Linked DNA regions of Homo sapiens: region 1 is linked to region 2. A link is an interaction called in ENCODE POLR2A ChIA-PET data of the cell type or tissue named here. Cell type or tissue: PC-9. All regions are shown on one strand. Links, peaks and the distances in the headings refer to the core of each region. The heading gives the core; the rest is flanking DNA. Region 1 overlaps HOXC13-AS (HOXC13 antisense RNA). Region 2 overlaps LOC105378250 (a long non-coding RNA gene).

The links. Peaks named below come from ENCODE experiments on the same cell type or tissue, not always from the same donor. Only the 100,000 strongest peaks of a DNase experiment are listed, where the experiment ranks them.
Region 1: POLR2A ChIA-PET joins it to region 2 with 13 read pairs; 4 of 35 experiments call an interaction of 5 or more read pairs at or near these places.

Annotation. Positions count from the first base shown.
Region 1 is chr12:53,927,590-53,937,945 of GRCh38, forward strand. It overlaps HOXC13-AS (HOXC13 antisense RNA), which reads right to left. Exons shown (of 3, transcript NR_047507.1): 2 at 9,576-9,768; 3 at 7,739-8,780. Among named protein-coding and RNA genes, the nearest start is that of HOXC13, 6.1 kb to the right of the region's middle. RefSeq lists an enhancer at 414-1,251. In PC-9, for the core only: no CTCF peak of the experiment used is centred there; no DNase peak of the experiment used is centred there.
Region 2 is chr12:53,857,659-53,868,014 of GRCh38, forward strand. It overlaps LOC105378250 (a long non-coding RNA gene), which reads left to right. Exons shown (of 5, transcript NR_189099.1): 4 at 3,126-3,220. Among named protein-coding and RNA genes, the nearest start is that of HOXC13, 76 kb to the right of the region's middle. RefSeq lists an enhancer at 10,161-10,330. In PC-9, for the core only: no CTCF peak of the experiment used is centred there; a DNase peak (open chromatin) is centred at 5,333; H3K27ac peaks cover 261 bases.

The DNA of each region.
Region 1 (10,356 bases), core at 837-8,836, 70 kb after region 2:
ACCCCTCAATTCACTCTCGCCGTTCCTTCTCTCCAGTCTGCGCGAAAGCCAGGTCCGAGGGCTTCGAAGATCTGGGGGACCCGAGCTGCGCACAGTGGCGGGAAACGAGCGGGCTCAGCTGGCCGGGCCGCGTCCCCTAGCCACCGCCCGCCCGCCCGCTGCTTTGGCCTCCGGAGAAGCCTGGAGAGGGGCCTGCGCCTCTTGAAAAATGGCTTTTGGGGGCGGTAGGTCTCGGGAGGGCGACTGGGGAAAGTGACTTGCCGCGGCTTCGAGTAGAGACGTTGGTGCGGGACCCAACTCCTGGGGAAGGCGGGGAGCGCTGGGCGGATGCCTGGCCCTAGTGCGGCGCCAACACATACAAGTTCCGCTGTGAATGTTTGAAAGTGTAAGTTTCTCTCGGATTGATTTTTTTTTCCTTTAAATGTATCCCCTTCAAAAAAAAAAAAAAACAAACAAACAAAAAAAAAAAAAACAAAGACGTGGACAGGCAGGCGCCACCCGGTCTGGGAGCTGAGGTTCGTGACTGCTGCCGATTTCGTTTGGTTCAAGTTGAGAAAATAAGGGTCTCCCCGTCCCAGGCTGGGAGCGTGGGGACTTCCGTCTCTGGACTGTGCAAACCGTCTGGGGCTGCCTCCCAGACTGGCATGCTCTCCCCGCCCCCTGAAACCTAGGGAAGGTTTCCTGGAGGCACTGGACTCCAGATCCCTGCAGGGCGGGACGGAGAAAAAGCCCTGAATACCACTGCCCACACCCCTCCAAGTCGGGAGCCCCCACGCGCCAGTCGAGCCTACGCAGCTGTGGGGTGGGAAGGAGAAGACAAGTCCTCCGCCAAGAACTCCCCCACGCAGCTCCTGCCATTCCCTCCGCCTGATTTCTGCTGGAGGAGGTCGTCAGTTTGCAGGGGCAGAATACGAAGCCTCCGGGGAATTAGACAAGACAATATTCCTGAGCTCTTTGAACGGCCCAGGTAGAGAAGAAAATTAAACAATGTAACTCATCTCTCTGCAAGTAAAGATCTAGAGCGAGATTAAGACCCTCATCCCCGGCTTTTCCTCTGAAGCTCCCCCAGAATAAGCCCGCAGGTTAGAGCTGGCTAGGTCAGGGAGTGCAAGAAGAGGTGCCTTTCGACATGGAGAAAGAGTACTCTCCCCCACAGATTTTGATACTTGATGCTGAAGCTACCAAGTAAAGGTTGAAGAAATGTTGGAGAGGGAGGTGCGGCGGGTGGGGATGTTCCTTACTGTCCTAGGTATTTGTAACCAAGGTAGATTTTGAAGTTATTACAAACATGTTCCCTGTTCAAATAGCATGGACCCCATTCTCCAGGCTCCACTGTGTGAGGCGGGTTTACAGCCTCAAGGTTCTCCCTGAGGTTGGGGATAGGGAATAACGCTAATCCTGCATTATAAAAAATAAAATAAAATAAAATAAAAATCCTGAAAGCTTAATTATCGAATAATTCAGATAAGTCCTCCTCCCGTCACTCACCTTTCGATTATTTGAATAATTCAGGAAAATGCAAATTCTGATTGTTTGTGGAGACTCATCATCGCTGGACAGTAAAAAGAGAGAGAAACAAGGAAAATCTAATAGAGAACAGCGCTCCAAGATGGTGAAATGGGTCTTCTGTGCATTTTTCCTTGTGTAGAAAGATAGAGTTGCCTTCCTGGGCATTATTTCCTGGAAGATATTGTATCTGTTGTGATAAAATGTAGAGTTAGATCAAGTCACCAAAATGCATATATGTGTGTGTGTATATATGTGTGTATATACATGAGAGAGAGAGAAGAGGGAACAAACATGGGTTTCTACTTGTGTCTATGAAAAATTTTATTTCTTGGCAGAAAGAATATTTGGGCTCCATTTTGTTTGTTTGTTCTTTGTTTTTTTCCAAGAAGATCATAGCTGGGTAGGACCAGTCTCCTCCACATAGTTTTTAAGCTGAATATGCACTTGCAAAGTGAAGTTGGGGCATCACCCACATAGCCTTCAGGTGGAAACTCGACTTGAAACTGCAAATTCAGATTTGTCTTCCAGGTGTACTGGCAGAGCATCTGAGATCCCCTGTTGGCTTCACAGCCTGAGGAGTGAGCCCAGAGAAGCCAGGAGACTGCAGTGGGTGTCTCCGGACCTTGCAAAGAACTCACTTTCCTAAAGGCTGAACTCAGAGCTAGACATCCTGAAGGATCAAGTCATCAAGGATCAAGGAGCAGTCATGTTTGACGGGGAGAGGGTTGGTTGGGCTTTCTTCTTCCCAGGATTAACCACATTTGGGAAACTTTTTTCAAGGGTGAGGGTGAGGCTAAACTTTGAAAGGTAGTGAATCCGCTTTTCTTATTGGTAATATTTGGAAGGAAAAATTCACCACTGTTTATGACCTTGCCCCTACTACTTAAAGTACAGAGCATTTTAAAGATAAGACTTAAAATAGGAAATTTGTAGACCCCAGTGCACCAAGTTTAGAAGTAGATTTGAAACATGACCAACTGTGAGTGCATGTTGTCATTGTAGGCTTCTGTATAAGACATAACCATGCCATTTCATATGTATTATATTCAGCAAATGACAACAAATACACAGCCACATCAAAATTAATAATAAGATTCCTGAGAGCTGAATAGTTTGCTTTCTTCCTTTGCCGTTATTCCAGCTAAGATTAACCAGCTTTTCAGAAGTCTATTATCATGGTTTCTTTCCCTTTGGTTCCCAGCCCTTGCCCACCACCTCCTACTTCCCCACATTTCTTTTTGAGCCCGAGATTCACTCAACCTTCTTTGACAAATCTTTATAGGTGTATGATTATCTTTGTCACACTTTCCTACCCCAAAACTGGGCATAAACCACAGAAAATAGTCTTTTTATTCCTTTGTTTCCCCATTTGGGAGGACCCCTTTCCACAGGGACCTGTGAGGGGAGAAGAAAGGGAAGGCTGATTCTTGGTTCACACAAGCATGCTCATGAATGCCCAGGCCCTAGGGTGAGTCCGCTGTCTACCCACACACTCAGAGCTCTCCAGGAACTTACTTGAGTCTCTCCTACCCCCACAAATAAATGTACCCACCTGTGTGCTCAGCAATAGGTGCACATAACGTGCACACAGGGCATCAGTCAGGATTGCGTGTGTGACTATGCCTGCCCCACTGGACCTGCTCTGGCGCCAGGTAGTGTCGCGGGCGCTTCCTAGTGCGGGCACTCATCCTGCCGCTCTCCGGTCGGCCATTTATTGTCTTGTGGGGAAGGGCTTTCGCCAAGAAACTTGGTCTGGGTTAGTGAAATAAAATACTAAACAATTACTATATGTAAAATTTTAAAACCAGCATATTAAAATAAACTAAGGAACTCTCTGTCGTGGGAGAAATCCACAGGAAAAGGAAGAGAAGGAGTTAGATGCTGGCGCCGAGTTCCTGGCGGAGCCAGGCGGCGGTGACTCCTCAGGCTGAGCGGAATCGCCATCCAGGCGCCGGAAACGACCCGAATCCCAAAATCCGTGGAAGAAAATTGCGCTGAAAGAACAGAGCCAACGCCCCCGTCCTGCCAAGTTTGGCGAGACGGCAAGTTGGCTTCAGGAGCACAATGCCGCTAAATGATGCCTAAGAGAAAAATTCTCCCAGAGAATTGTCTGGGAGCAACAGCAAAGACATGGTGTTTTTATTCTCTTAGACATGGTGTTTTTATTATCTATTAAAAATACAACTCTAAAAAGCATCTCTGCACTTACATATACCTACATACCATTTCCGTTTAATGGCTGACTGCATTAGAAAACAACATGAATGGAAATGCATTAACAAAGCATCTGTACTAATACACATCTTTACCCACAGAACTATACGTTGGTCAAGCCTCCCCCCATCTCAGCATGAGCATAAACACAATTAAAGCCTTTAAGCTTTTTCATTAAACATAACTATGTTGTCATATTCAAAGAATATATTATTTTTTAAAAATTGTAAGATTGTTATATGGATAATAAGGTAATCCTAATTATATGGATATGGGTATCTGAGGACACATTTCTTATGTTAATATTTATCTGAAGTTCCTATAACACCAAACAAAACATGTATTACATACTTTCTTGTCTAGAAATAAGTCTATAATAGATAAGAGGAATAAATCTGTATTTCTTCTTTGGAGGGAAATTCATTAATAAGCCAAGCACTGAAAAGAGAGCTACAAGTGCTTTAAATCACAAATACAGGCTATAGCAGACTATTCTCCCAAGGCCTTGGAGTAGGAGAAGAATTGCACAAGGTCCCCTCTTTTTGGGCTTTAAGAAATGCAGCTCTGCAAACTTGAGGATGTTCTTCTTTCCCAGCTATTTGCTTATAGTGGTTAAGCCTAAGGAGAGATGACTGCCTTTGAATAGAGCAGTTGGGTCTTTCCCAAGCTCACAGTCTAACAATGTTTTCTTCCTTTTCAGGTCCACCTCACCAGCCTGCCCCAACCAGCACCCCTGTTACAACACCCACAAATGTCTCCATACTACACAAGCACAATGCATACTTGTTTTAACACATGTTCCACAGCATGTGCACTGTCCAAAAACCAGGACTTAGCAATCATGTTCCGCGGAAATGCTAAAGACTATCAAATTTGAGGTGTCTGGGGTGGTCTCTTTGCCTTGAAAGATATTTCCTCTGATCTGAGTTAAATTTTTTTCTGACTATGCAGGTGATACATAATTCCAATATTTTGGAAAAGGAAAAATGAATGCCCCCATTCTCCTTTCTAGTTCCTTAGACTTCATCAGCTTTGCTGCATGTACAAGGCAACACGACGGCTAAGATTTAAAAAGTGCCTCTAAATACTCCCTGAAGGGGGGAAATTTGGATGAGAGGGAGGAGGCAGTGAGGGAGGGAAAGTTTAACACTCCCCAACCCCAAGGATATCAGAGTGATAGTTTCCCTCCAGTCACCAAAACTGTACCAAATTATATATGTTTAGGATGATTTAATTAATTACTACCAGCAAGAATCTTGTCCCAGATACCCAAATATACAAGCTCCCTTCTACCTTTTTGTTCCATAGATCCCAGTCAAGGTTAGTCATTTTAGCAAAAAGGTGTTTCTTTCCCCCTTTAGTTGAGCCTTGGGTCTCTCTTCCCTCTCTTTTGGAAGTGGAGGGGTTAAATTTTCTTTCTTTTGATGAGGCATCTTTTGAAAATCCTTTAATTTCTTGTGTTCTGCTCAGTGATTTTCATATTAGAATGTGCTTTGGCTGCAACTGCTGAGGTGTCTGGTCATGGAGAGAGCTAGGCTGTGATCCATCTAGGATATAATTTTTCCTCTTTCCTGTGATGAAATATATATATATATTCCTTCCATTATCTCCCTTTTAGGACCCCACCAAATTCCAGTTCCCACACCATGGTGGGACTAAGGAGGCCCCTCACCTCATAAGAGGTGAAATGCTCGGCCCTTCAGCTATGCCTTTTGTATTTGGTCATTCTTTGGGACAGGTTAACCAGTGCACTTTGACCCAGAAGAATGCCGTATTGAGGCCCATCCCCTCCCTGCCCTAAGAAAAATGTTATTTTCCATATCTGTTTTTAAAGTAACTGGAAATCTTTTAAAAGAAGGAAAAAAAGATTGGCTGGTCTGCCTCCCTTCTAGGAGCCTCAAGCCTAAACTTTAAAAGGTGAAGGTAATGATCGAAAGTGATAAATACCTTTTCCAGGCATTCGGTTTGTTGGCTTTCTGACCAAAAGGGGCTTTTGTTAGGTCTGTACGAGGAAGCCAAATTCAGCCCCCAGCAAATACTCCTCCACCTCTTCCCCATCCCCCCTCAGCTCTCTTGTCTAATTTGAAAATGAACTTGGACTTCCCTCTCAGACAGGCCCTAAAACCGAGAGAGATTTTACTTGTCTGTTTCTGAAGGGCTTCCTAAAAGGGGAAGGGTGTTTAGTGGGAAGGGAAGGGGACAGGAGGCCTTTTCCCCCAGTAGAGGACAGGGTGGGGGTAGGGGATGTAGTGAAGCCAGAAGGCGGGAGGAGATACTTTGTTAATTTCTTAACTCTGTGTTTATTCCCTGAACTTCTTTTGTCAATGAAAGGTAAGAGTAGGGAGGGGGCCAAGTGACAGACTGAGATATTGCCCAAAAAGAAAAGGGGGTGGATGGGGTAAGGGCTAGAAAAGGGCTGAGGAAGGAGGGGATGAGGAAGGTTGGGGAAGGGGCTCTGTGATGAGCTTGGCAGGGCTAGGAGCGCGGGGAAGCTGTGAAAGAAAGAGGACTGGGGTTAGGGACTCCAGAAGCCTCCAGAGGAGGCATTCTGACAGTTCTCCATGGAAGGGGCCACTTGACGTCCCCCGACCAAACCCAGTACACCACCAAGCAGAGTCTGCAGCTGGGGGCATCCTGGAGGAGAAACCAGGAGAAGATTTGTGATAGCCTAAACTTGGACCCCCTGTATGGATCCCTGCAGAGCCAGAGAGGAAAAGGTCTTCCGGGTGACCCCAAACCTTAGCCAGCACTGCAAGTCCTAACTAGGCAGCAGAGAGGAATGGATTTCCCTGATATCTATCACAGGAAAATAAGTGGGGCCTGGAGGTAGGCAAGTTTGGGTTTAAGAGCGGAAAACTCTGAAACAAGGAGCAAAGTGATGCTTCAGCTACCCTGGTCCCATCTTCCCTCAAGCTGGGGGCCTAGGGAGGGAGAACACTAAAGGTGGAAGATGCCAGGATGGCAGCTGCTGTCCAGGAGGTGAGTTCCCAAGCTAGTAGAAGAGGCCTAGTTGCCATTTTCAGAGGCTGGGCTGTGGGAGTAGAGAGATCAAAGTAGAGCAGGTTCCAGAGGGATCCAGGAGCCTGGGAGGAGGCATCCATGTCTGCAGGGTCCATGGCTGCAGGGACGAAGGGACCTCCTGGAGCCCAGAGAAGTGGAGGGAACGGAAAAAGGAGGGGAGGGTATTGGGCAGGTCCAGGGAGCTGCAGGATCAGCCAGTTTTCTTTCCTTCTCTACCAATATCACCCTCTGCAGCCCATCAGGAATTTTCTCCAAGCATGTGGGAGGGTCTTCCCACACTGACACACCCTCAAGGGTATACCCCCTCATATGCCCTTTCTGAACCCCCAATCCCTTCCTATAAGTGGCCTCTCTCAAACATCCCTTTCTTGGCTAGCTCAGGCCCTGTCTTCCTCTATCCTCCACAAATCTCCTCTTCCATCGGCAGCCTGAACCTTGGACAGGAAAGGGCCCCCAAACCCTTTGCCTGCCCTATAAGGCCCCAAGTCTGGGCCAGAATCCAGACCCCATGGTGGTGAGGCTCTTTGTTCTCCTACAGCCTCAACCCACCCCCACCTTTTTTAAAACTGGAATTTCTCCCATTAAAAGCGGGTTGGGGGAGCAGGAGCTTCAGCGCTTTAAGCTCCCCCCCGCCCCCCGCCCATATGGAGGAAACAGAGAAAAGGGCTGCAGGGAGAGAAATCATCTGACACCTAATTTTCAGAGGAGAAAATCTGGGCATTGAATAAGGGACACAGAAACGCCATTTCTTTCATCCTTTTCCCTAGCCTAGCATTGAAGCTACACCCAGCCCTCAAATGTGTGCATCAGGCTTGCACCCTCCGCTTGCAAATGTTGCTAAGTTACACCTCTGACTTCGTCTTAGATACAGTGGGGCATGAATTCCACCCCTCGACTTCAAAAAGACACAGACATCTGCTTCTTCATTTTTCTATATTTTCCTGGGGGATGTCTTTGTAAGTAGCGTAGGAAGAACATGTAAATTAAAAGTGTATACAGACAGACAAGCAGAGACCTTTATTTGCATACAGAGGATTTAGGCAGAGAGCTGGGTATCTTTAGGAACTCATTTGGGCTGTGTCCACAAGGCCGTGTGCTGAAACGGTGCAGGCAGCCTGCACCCATCCCTAAACTCACAGGCACGCAAGCGCACGCGCACACGCACATACACAGACGCTTCCCGTGAAAAAGCATATTAAATATCTCCTTTCTGTGTTGGATCATTTAAAAGAAAACATTTCAGAGTTGAACTTAGCCGAGAGCTTGGTTCATGAGCTGTAGCTGAGGGCAGAGTGGCTTCTGCCGCTCCGCGGTTGTAGAAGTCCCTTTGAAAAAGCAGCCGAGAGCAGAGCCGGGGCTTCCCGACGAGGCTGAGGAGCCGTTTTCCATTTTCCTTTCGTATAATTAAATGCTCCGTCTTTCTCCGCATACCAGCAGCTGGATTTTCTCTAAACTTCATCCACAGTCAAACCTCACTGCCTCATCCCCGAAGGCCGGCGGGGCGCGCCCGGGTGAGCACCGCAGCCGAGGGTTTCAGCGCCAGGCCCTGGAAAGGCTTTCTAGGGCGAGATCGCCTTGGAGATGTAATTACTACGTTTCTAGTGGTGCATATTCTCCTGGAGTGTTTAATTTGATTTTACTTGTGTCTCAGCGAGATCCACATTTTTTTTTCGGGGGAGGGGGAAGAAACCACCCCAGGCTTAAAGTTAATTAACCAGCAAGGCTTTACTTTCCACCGCCCTCCTGCAGGCTCTTGCCTCGGCGCCTCCCTTCCCGATCCCGGCTCGCCCCAGACTTGGAGACTGCGTTTGCAGGCGCGAAAGGTCTTGGGGAACCAAGCAAAAGAAGAGGGAATTGTTCAGAGCAAGCGGACTTCCCCAGCCGCCTTTAGCGCCCTTAGCCCAAACTTTCCCCTCCAGCCTTCCCACTCCTCCAAGTCGCTTTAGGGGCCTACAACTTCGGCTGGTCTTCTTGAGGAAGAGGACTATGGTTCCCTTTCTTTCTTCTCGCCACTAAATTTTGGCCGCATAGTGCTCCTAATAAATGGAATTGTAAAGTTGCCGGATTAATTAAATCTATATCTCATTGCAATAGGAATAGTTAATGCCCTCATATAAACCTGGAAAAGACCATACTATTAATTTTATTTATTGCTTGGCCGCCCTGCACCCAGATCCTTCACGCCGTTCTGGTTCCCACTCCCGCCATTCTGGTTCCTACTCCCAAAGGCTGGGGACGTGTCTTTGAGTCCTGGCCCGCGGAAAACGGGTCCGGCGTTGGGCCTGACCGGGGAGGGAGCCCCAAGAATGGGGTGGGCGTTTCAGGCCCTTTGTTTCTCCTGGCAGCCCTGCAGAACCCTGTCCACAGCGCCCCACTACTTCCACCTGGGAGCAGCACTTCACAGAAGGGGAGGCCAGGATCTGGGTTCCACTTCTACTACCCGCGGCTGGAAAAAGGCAGGCGTCTCCACCCACCCACCCCCACCAGCCAGGCCTTAGGCAAGGGGGCCAACGTCATACAACCCAGTCTAGACTTGGCCAGGCCCTGTTTGCTCTCCTCGTTTTACCTTGACCTTGGACTCCAGCAGCAGGATAAGCAGTTTCCTAGCAGAGCCGGCTCCCAGCAAGACCCTATCTTCCACTGGGCTCATCTCTCCCCGCCCCTCCCTCATTGCCCTCAATGCACACTCGAGCTGGTCTCCTTATGTCTTAACTCTCTTTCTGTTGTATTTTTCCTCCTAATGCCAGCCCAGCCCGCAGCCTGCTTTCTGAACTCTGAGCTGACCCTTCTGGATGAAGATCACGCAGATAAGAATTACTATCCTAACTCACCGATGTCCGGGTGCTCTCAACCGTCAAACACCACCTTCTCCCCACAAAGAGGAGGGAGGTGGCCCGAAGGGGTTTCTGCAGACCTGTCCATTTGCTCTCCACTTGAGGGGTGCAGTAGGTCTGGCTGAGCGAGGCGCTGCTCTGTGGCCATGGTCTGTGCGCTGGCTGCACACGAGCACTCAGCATTTAAAACCTGTGGCAGAGGGAGGAAAGAAGGAAACGCTGCAGCCCCTTTCCCCTCTTATTTTTCTCTCTTCATTACGATTTCTCAGGGAGGTCCTGTGCTGAAAGGGAACTTGACTCAATTCCACGGAGATGCTCCCTTAGAAAGGGGTGACTCTATTGAGGCTCCTGACAAGTTGGGAGATTGGGAGGAAAGAAGGGAGAGCTTTTGAAGAATCAGTAAGTTGGTGTTAATTTTTTCTTTGAAATAGGGGGCAGTTTTAGATCATGAAACTATTCCTCACTAAAAGAGGGTGACCTAAGAAAGCCGTGGGAGCTCCATTGCGGGTATTCAAACTGGGGACTGTGTCATGTGGCTTAACCCAGGCCCCTGAGGGCAGAGGTGGGTTCTGCAGGGTCCCCCAGAGTGGCGCCAGAGAGAGGTCCCTCCAAAGGTGTAGCACTGAATCTCCCCCATTTTCCACGTTTTCTTTTGTATACCTATAGAAAGCGCGCTCTCCTTCGCATCCAGGGCTTTTAGCTTTCCCAGGCTGAATCTTGCGCCCCCACCACCCGCATTTCTTTGAAAAACCTCACTCTGAGATTTTTTATTTCTATT
Region 2 (10,356 bases), core at 1,220-9,219:
TAAACACAATCACTGTCAAATCCCAACTGGCTTCTTTGCAGAAATTGACAAACAGATCCCAGGATTTATATAGAAATCCAAGGGACCCAAAATACCCAAAACAATCTTGAAAAAGAGGAGCAAGATTGAAGAACTCACATTCCTTATTTTAAAACTTACTACAAAGCTACTGTAATCAAGACAGCATGGTAGTGGCATAAGGATAGACATATGGCTATCCAGTGGAATAGAGTTAAAAGTCCAAGAATAAACTCTCACATTTTCAGTCGGTTGCTTTTTGACATAAGTGCCAAGACAATTCAGTGGGGAAAAATAGTCTTTTCAAGTAGTGCTAGGACAACCGCATAGCCACATGCAAAAGAATTAAATTGGATTTCTATTTCACACTACATACAAAAATTAACTCAAAATGAGTCAAAGACCTAAATCCAAGAGTTAATTAAAACTATAAAACTCTTAGAAGGAAACATAGGTGTAAGTCTTTGTGACCTTGGATAATGCAATGATTCCTTAGATAAAGGCACAATTTAAAAAATAGATCGAGTGGACCTCATCAAAATTAAAAACTTTTGCTTCAAATCACACCATTGAGGAAGTGAGAAGACAACTCACAGAGTGGAAGAAAATGTTTGCAATTCATATATCTGATAAGAGACTTGTATCTAGAATATATAAAAAACTCTAACTCAAAAGGATAAAGACAAGTAGCCCAATTTAAAAATGGACTAAGGGGCCGGGCGCGGTGGCTCACGTCTGTAATCCCAGCACTTCGGGGTCCAAGGAGGGCAGATCACGAGGTCAGGAGATCGAGATCATCCTGGCTAACACGGTGAAACTCCGTCTCTACTAAAAATTAGCTGGGCGCGGTGGCGGGCGCCTGTAGTCCCAGCTACTTGGGAGGCTGAGGCAAGAGAATGGCATAAACCCAGGCGGCGGAGCTTGCAGTGAGCCGATATCTCGCCACTGCACTCCAGCCTGGGTGACAGAGCGAGACTCCATCTTAGAAAAAAAAAAAAAAAGATCTGAATAGAAATTTCTTCAAAGAAGATATACAAATGGCCAGTAAGCACATTAAAATGTTTCCTACATATTCCTAACATTATTAGCTATCAAGAAAATACAAATCAAAACGACTATGTGATACCACTAGGATGGTTACAACAATAATAAATACAAGGTAATAATAAGTGTTGGTGAGGATGTGGAAAAATTGGAATCCTCATACATTGCTGGTGGGAATATAAAATGATGCGGCCACCTTGGAAAACAGCATTTCCTCAAAATGTTAAACCTAGAGTTACCACATGACCCAGTAGTTCCACTTCTAGGTATATACCTAAGAGAAATGAAAACATGTATCTACATAAAAACTTGTATATGAATGTTCATGGCAGCATTGTTCATAGTAGCAGAAAACCCAAATGTCCATCAATTGATAATGGATAAATAAAATGTGGGACATCCATATAATGGAATATTATTTGGCAATAAAAAAGTAATGAAATATTGATATATGCTATGACATGGAAGAACCTTGAAAACATTATGCCAACTGAAAGTAGCTGGTCATAAAAGAATACATATTGTATAATTTCATTTATATGAATTATTCAGTGTATAGGTATACTCTATATTTGGAGTAGAGGTATTCAGGGTACAGGTAAAGGTATAGGTACATGCTATAGTCAGGGTATAAGTTCAGGGTATAGGTAAAGCTATAGAGACAGTAGATTAGTGGTTGCCTAAAGCTAGGGATATTGTGGGGAATAGGGAGTGACTGCTAATAGATACAGGTTTTCTCTTTGGGGTGTGGAAATATATATACATATACATATATATGTACACATATACATATATATACACACATATACATATATACACACATATACATATATATATACATATACATATATATATATATATATACACACATATACATAATATATATATTTTTGAGATGGAGTCTAGTTCTGTTGCCCAGGCTGGAGTGTAGTGGCATGATCTCAGCTCACTGCAACTTCCGCCTCCCGGGTTCAAGTGATTCTCCTGACTCAGCCTTCCAAGTAGCTGGGATTACAGGAGCCTGCTACCACGCCCAGCTAATTTTTGTATTTTTAGTAGAGATGGGGTTTCACCATGTTGGTCAGGCTGGTCGGTCTCGAACTCCTGACCTCATAATCTGCCTGCCTTGGCCTCCCAAAGCGCTGGGATTACAGGTGTGAGCCACTGCAACCAGCCTATTTCTTCATTTTTCTATCAGCTCAGTGCTTTGGAGCATAGAATGAAAGTTGTAGGCAGATTATTCTTTTCTTTTCTTTTTTTGAGATGGGGTCTCACTCTGTGGCCCAGGTTGGAGTGCAGTGGCACGATCTCAGCTCACTGCAACCTCTGCCTTCTGGGTTCAAGCGATTCTCCTGCTTCAGCCTCCCTGAGTACCTGGGATTACAGGCGTGTGCCATCATGCCCAGCTAATTTTTGTATTTTTAGTAGAGACTGGGTTTTGCCATGTTGCCCAGGCTGGTCTCAAACTTCTGAGCTCAAGTGATCTGCCCGCTTCAGCTTCCCAAAGTGCTGGGATTTCAGGTGTGAGCCCGTGTGCCCGGCCAGTAGGGTGGATCTTAAAGGAGAAACAAGAGGTGGAACAAGGACGAAAGGGAATTCAATTTGCTGAGTTTTTTGGGGAAAGCTGAGAAGCGTGTTCACTTTCCTAGCCAATGTAATTAGGTAAGTTTAATGTCAAGACTCCAAATGTGACTGTTTTTTATTGAGATTTCTAGTTTTGGTTGTGGTGTTTGAAACTTAATTGACCCAGCCACCTTCTTTGGGTCCAGAGACACTTAAAATGTGAAACATTGACCTTTTGTCCTTAGTGTCCTTCATCTTTCTGAAGATCTGGATAATTGGTGGGTGTGGAAGAAAGCCAGGGAGAACCTTGTGTCTGTCTTGAGAATGAAAGGGTGACAGGAAACCAGGGAGTGACTCAGGGAGACTGGAGTCTAGAAACACAATGCTCTGAAGACTTCCCTGGGTATATAATGGGAAGGAACTTGGAGGTCTTGATGACTGCTTGGACTCCTACTTTGCTGCAGTTTCTATTCTAATCTCTATTTTTGTCCTTTCTCCAGGATCCAAACTTCAGTGACCTGAGTACCTGTCACACCTATTTGTTCTGAATAGCCCCTTTGAACAGAGCCTTTCTTGACAGAGAAAAGGAGTATTGGTAGGTGTGGGAGGCAGGGAGATCTAGCAAAAAAGAAAAAAAAAGAATTATTAATAGCTGTAGTCATTGGGAAACTCAGCCTGATGGGGAAAACAATAATCAGATTTAAGAACTAAGAATCAACAAATATAAAGACTTTCTTCATTAGAACAAAAGCTTCCTTGATAAAAAAAAAAAACGTTGAGCTAGATTTTAAAGGACCTTTAGAATGCATATTGTGGCAAAGGAGAAGAAACTCCACCCAAGGCAGCCAGCATAAGCATGGTGGAGGAAGCATTTTCTCCCATAATGTTGGGCCTCAGCCACAGGAATAAGCGCTGCCCAGAGCTAGTTAGCTGTGACCCTGTTCCTGCATATCCTGAGTGATTTGATGTGACTAGCTGAAGTCCAGTTAAGGGTCAATTGAGGGAGCAAGTGAGGGGATACTATGAAGTAACAGTTTGGCTTGGGTCTTGACTGGAGAATTCAGTGCGTTTGAGGTTGCCTCTAAGAGGAGTAGAAATAAGAGCATTAGGAGCCCTTGCTGCCGTTTGGGTTACCTACACCAAAACAGATTTGTGTTCTGCTCTCTGGCCAGCCCTATTCTCTGCTCTTCTTATCCCAACTTGCCTAATTGATACCTTGGCCGATGGTGTCATTAACAATGCTTGAATAATAGCCTGACTGGCTGATTTCAAAATGAGAGACATGATTAATATGTCGGAAATCCAGCTGGGGGGAGCAGGAAAGGGGATGTCCCAAGAAAAAGAAAATGGGGGAGGGGTCCTTCACTCCCTTACTGCCAGTCCACTGTCTTCAGCAGAAGGGAAGAACTTGGGGATAGGAGTCTGACTTCAGCTCCTTCTTGGTTTGCTGATCCCTCTCCATTTCTCTCCCCTACCTCCCCCAACAGCACACGTTCTGACACCTACAAGCTCGTTACATGATGATGACCTATATTTTTATCTTTTTTATGAGCATCAAACACACATTGTCTTGCAAGCACATGTGTTTTTTTCCCCTGTTGACGTGTGAGTGCCTTTGATGGTAATTTATTGTAGGGTTGAACAGCCAGGTCTTAATTGTACCCTGAAATTGCTTACCATTTTGATGCCTCCAAACCATCCCAAAATGTACCTTTTTCCTACAGAAGGGTATGGGGCAATCTCTTTTTTACTGTGTTATATGGTGGAATGTGAAGCTTAGAGAGAACATGAGGGAAAGATTCCCTAGCTGGGTTTCAGGGACGCCTTGGTCCCCAGCTTCTAATTGCAGTTGGGCTGTCTGAAAGTTCTGCTCTACTCAACAAAATTTAGACTCAGTTTTTCCCTCATGGTATAGGGTCAACATGACTTCACTGGTTGCTTAGAATGGTCAACGGGCAGTTTCTACTCCAGCATTCAGACTTTTGGGGAAATTTCCATTGTGGCCACTTGTATCTGTGACTGTAGACGGGATTAGAAATGAGAATGTGGGCATTAACCTAGGGAGCCTGGGCTATGAGAGGCAGCATATCAGGCCTTCTGCAGTATCCTGTAATAACCTCTACCTCCACATCTGACCACTTCCTCCCTTGGCTTAGGTAGAATTCAACATTCCTGTGTGCAGGGGAATATAGGAATACCAGAGAACACAAAAGCCCAACAGAACTTAGTGGTTTGGTTTTGTTTGGTTTTTGAGACAGGGTCTCACTCTGTCACCCAGGGCAGAGTGCAGTGGTGCAGTCTCAGCTCACTGAAGTCTCGCCCTCCCGGGCTCAAGCGATCTTCCCACCTCAGCCTCCTGAGTAGCTGGGACTATAGGCGTGTGCCGCCATACCTGGCTAATTGTTTTTTTGGCGGAGACAGAGTCTCACTATGTTGCCCAGGCTGGTCTTGAATTCCTGGGTTCAAGCAATCCTCCCACCTCGGCCTCTCAAGGTGCTGGGATTACAGTTGTGAGCCACCACACCTGGCCAGAGCTTAGTTTTTAATTATAATTTGAGTTTGGGCCTAATAGTCTCCTTTGCTGTGGCCTCACTTTGTCCCTCAGTACAATAGACAGCATCATACCCTAGGACACTCACATTCATTACAGAAGGATGAGTCAGTGTTCCAGAACAACTAGAAATGTAACCCATGTCTCATGAAAATATAAGGAGAAAAGAAAGACTGAAATTCCTATCATTCCCTCTGGAGAGGCCAGGGGTAGTATCCAATGTTAACCCAGGCTGCTGTGCTGGAAACCGGTCTACCTGCAGACTGGATCCGTGTTAGTTCTTGCTACAGACTCTCCATTCCAGCTGAGTTCATTCTTCTGTCTCTCACACATGATGCTCATTGCATGTGCTTGTTCATACTTGCCTCCAAACATGTATACAGGCCAGTTTCCTCCTCTCCTACTCCAGGTACTGTTTCTCCATCCTCCCTGTCCAACTTTGTCCATTTTCTTTGTAGATACCCAGTCCTACCTGAGCTCACTTCCACCAGAAAACTTTCTTAATTGGCCTTCCCTGGCTCCAAGGACTGTACTATTCTATAGTTCCTCAACATTGTATTATTTGCACTTATTTCTGTGATCTACTGTCTGCCTGTGTCCATGGAGGGATGTTGTGTATCTGTCTCAATGAGCCTCCTGACTGAGAGCAGAGCTATTACTACTGTCACCTTCTTCAGTGGATTAAAATCTCTTCTGTTAAAGGCCTCTCTCTTCTGAGAGACTTTACACTCTTCCTTGGTGTCCGTGGCAGTGGAGTTGTATAGGAGCAAATGAGCTTGAGAAAGACAGCAGCTTCCATGATGGAGTCCATGTGAAATCTCATTTTCCTATAATAACTAGGACATTATTGATTCTCAAACTTCAGAAAATGAGTTGGTTATCTGGAAATTTCAAAGAAATATGGTGCATCTCTTAATTACCTGGTTTTCCAATATACAGATAATAAAATTAGAATTCTGTTGCTTGATCTTCAGAGCCCTCCACGGCGACAATAATATTGGGATCAACATTCTTTTACATAACCTAGACTGCAATCTCATGGGTCTACTTGAGTTTCTTCAACTTGTTCTATGCCTCCAGACCTTTGCATGTGCTATTCTTTCTGTCTGGAATGCCATCCTTTCCTCATCAACTTGCCAAGATCTGATCCTTCATTTAAAGCCTAGCTTAAAATCTTCTCCAAGATTACGTCCCAGATCGCTCTAGCGAGAATTATTTCTGACCCTCCTGCAACTATAGTGTCACATTGTTTGAGTCTCTATTATACTACTAGAATAATATTTACATATGTATTTATCTCTTTTACTATTTTGTAGGTTATGAGAAGGTGGAAATTGTATATATTTTTTTCTCTTCTTTTTTTCCTCCTTATTCTCTGCCATCTTGTATCAATTTGAAACTAACTCCCCCAAGATTGTTTATGTTTTAACTGTATATCCCTTTATATTCCTGGGCTTAACATAATGCCTTGCATAGGAGATGCTCAAGAAATATAAATTAATTTGGATAATAGAGCCAGGTTTTTTTTTCTTGTTTTCAACTTTTATTTTAGATTTCAGGGCTACACATGCAGGTTTGTTACAAAGGTATATTATGTGATGCTGTGGTTTGGAGTACAATTGAACCCTTCACCCAGGAAGTGAGCATAATACCCAGTAGGGAGTTTTTCAGTTCTTAACCCCCTCCCACCTGTAAAGAGAGTTTACACTCTTCCTTGTTCTCCCATTTTTATGTCCATGGCAGCAGAGTTGTATAGCTTTATCAAGCTCATCTTCATTCCTCAGTACTCCCATCAACTACTCACTCTCCCACCATTTCAGTTCTCCTGACTTTCAACAAAGCCTTTTCATGCTAAGATAAACCTTCCATAGTTACCCTGTGTCATTTCTGATGGTCTGCACGGCTGTTCTGTTCTGTCCTATTCTTGTGTGCTCAATCCTGTAGCTTCGTTCTTGCCAAGCTCTGGTCTATTATCTCCTCTTCCTCCTCTGGAAAGTCTACTTTAACTAGCTTCCATAAATGTCCTTACCCCTCATTCTCCCAGCATTGATAGCGAAGATGGTACTCCAGCATTAATTCTCTGTTTATCTGTATCTTGTTTTCCATTGTATGGGAAACTTCCCCATACTGATATTCCTTTTCCTGTTAACCAGAGTTCATATTCATCCCCATAGCTTCCAGTTCCTCTAGTCAGAGAAATCATTGACTGGCTTTCTCTTGCTTGGAAAGTCAACCAACTTTAGCAAGTGACAATAAAGAGAGATTTAGAACCTACTGACCCTCTCAATCCCTTCCTTGCCCTCTCAGGCCCCCCTTTCAACCTTTCCTTCCTTCCACAAATGCTGGCTGAGCCTGCGTTATGTGCTAGGCGCTGCTATAGGTTACCATGCTTCTCCCCTGTATAAAGCTTATACTCGATGCTCCTTCTGAATGGGAGTTTAGATATTGGTCTGATACTAGAAACACTTAATCAAATGCTCCCAAACAATGTCATAAGTGTGAATTCTGATGGAGTACAGAATTAGGATATCTCTTCTCTGTAAGCCATTCTCTCCATTCTTGAAATTGCTATTCATCTTTGGCCCATCTCTCAGAACTTGATACAGAATAGTTTTTGTGTCTCATTCTGTGATGAGCAGTTAGTCCATCTCAAAAATAATTTTAGCGTTTACTGAAGAACCCCAAGGAGAGGAGTGGGGAAACTAGATAGTCTAATCTCCCACTGTCCCATAGAAACACATACATGTGAACTCACCTGCAGGCTTATGTAATTACATGTTGTTGAAACTAAATGGCTAAGTTAAACTGGAGTAAAGAAGTAATCTCAATTAGTTGCAGTTATAAGGGAAGACTCTGCAAGAAAAGGATTTGAGCTGGGTTTTGATGGGAGATTGTGGGAAGCAGTCTGTGAAGACAACACTCTAGGTGATGAGAGACATTCATTGTTCAGTCTGAGGCTTAAATGTGAGAAGAGTCAGGCTATGGGGGTTAGTGAAAGTGTTATCTTGGCTGAAGCATAGCTCTAAGTTGGAAAATTCCAAAGAAATGGGTTTAGTGAGAAATTAGGATGAAATTGCTAGAGGACCTAAATGACCAACCTAGGATGTGTCTTCCTAGCTGAAGGCAGGGCCATAAATAGAATAATTTCAGGAGGGCTAAAATGTTTATTCTTCCCCTTAGCTTTTGAGAACAAGAGACTAAGGTTTCTGGGACTCTGACTTTATATGACTAAGGTGCTCCTCTCACATGAAGTAAAGCATAAAGACCAAGTATAATGTAAACCTAATGTCTAGATTTTTCTATAATATTGTTTAAATTTCAGTTGTAATTATCTGTCCAAATGGACTCCACACTTTGTTTTGCCTCGTTCTATTCTGGAATCATATGATGGCCTGCAGAATTTAACTTAACCAGCCACATGCTCCTTGCCTCATTCAGCCTACCCATTTTTTCTGTATGAAAAGGTTTCACAGTAAAGCAAAGAAACTTTTACACCTGGCATCTATCCCTTGACCTTTAACTTTCTGGAGTCACCTTACTTGAAGGAAGGAAATACCACCTAGAAACTGCCCCTGGATTTTTCCCAGCCTGTTGCACAGAGGTCTTCCAAACCTGGGTTATGCTAACTGATGGCAGAGGAGAAGAGTCCCAGCCCTAGCTTCCCAAATTTTTGTGATATTTTCACCTTGAACCTCTGCTGGAATTTTCTCTGAAGCAGAAAGAAGAGGTGGTCACTTTTCAAATTGTTTATGCTTTTATACTTTTCAGATTATGAGGGGGAAATATTATAATGTGTCTACCTCTTCCCCTTGGCATATTTAGATTTAAAAGACAAAATATCAAGAAAGGAATTAATTTTGTAGAGAAATAATAAATAGAATTAGCAAAGAAGAACTTTCCAACAGCATGGTTTACTGAAGGAAACTGGGCAGTCCCTCTATCTGAGGATCTAGAAGAATAGGGTCAATTAGCATTTGTCTGCAGATTTTGAAGGCAGTGAAATGAATGAGAAGACTCTCCAAAGCTCTGTCTGCAGGCCAGACTCAGTGATATCAGAACGGGACATAGAGAGAGGAAGCAAGGGTGACTCAAACCCATCTTTTAAGGCCTCTCTTCCCTATGGTTGCGTGCACCTCTGGTTTCTAAAAAAATTTTTTTTTGCCTCGTTTGCTTCAGAGATGGGTGGCTTTGAGGAAGTGAAGATAAAATTTATTCAACCTAGATGTGTAAATAGAATTTTGTGACCAATTTTGATATGACTTTTATATCTAGACTTATAGCCAGGGGTGAATTTTCATACTGGCATAGGGTCAACTCCTTATTCCTGATTTGTGCACTATCCACTTTGTGGATTTTTGCAGACTCCATACTTCCACTGCCTTGGGTTTGACAGAAACACTGAGTCAGAGCAAGCATCAGGGATAGACTCAAAGGGTGTGTTTGTATGTATGTGTATGAGTGTAGGTATCCAAAGATAAAGCAATGAGGATTTATTTCACTTCTCTTTTCTCTTTGTAACACTAATTACATTTGTGAAACTGTTTAATGGTGGCCTCTACTACTAGACAGTAAGCTACATACAAGGCTTGTGCACCATTGAATACTTAGCACTTAGCATAGGACTTGGCACATGGCAGACACTCAGCAAATGACAAAATCATGTGGCCTCTGCTCTCATCCACTGACTCAGATAATGAGAAGTGTCTCCTCCTCAGGGGCCAGGGGGATGCTCTGCTATGGCAAGTGGAGGAATCAGAGATGATCCATGGAGCCTGTGATATGACCTCCCCAGTGAGGCTGTCAGCCCTAGGGTAGATTCCTTGTTGACTATCCTCTTCTTATCACTGGTAGCATCTTATCACAATACTTGGGGCACGGGCCAGGGAGTTACCCAGGGCTGAGGATGGGAGGAGGTAAGTCCTGGCTATCAGGATAGACATCTTATTCCAGCAGCAGTTGTCCTAGATGTGGCCTGTTTCCCAGCCCACTGACCTTTAGGGCACAGTGGGGGGTTGGGAGCATGAGTCAGAGAGGAATGTGGGACTGGTTGCTTGGGAGTTTCACTCTCTGGGGAGAAGCTGGTTCCCCATGCCTATCAGTTTTCTAATGGCATCTCTAGAGGCAGAGCCTAGAAACAATTACTTGAAGGAGTCGGACGAAGCACCCACACTCTTTTGAAC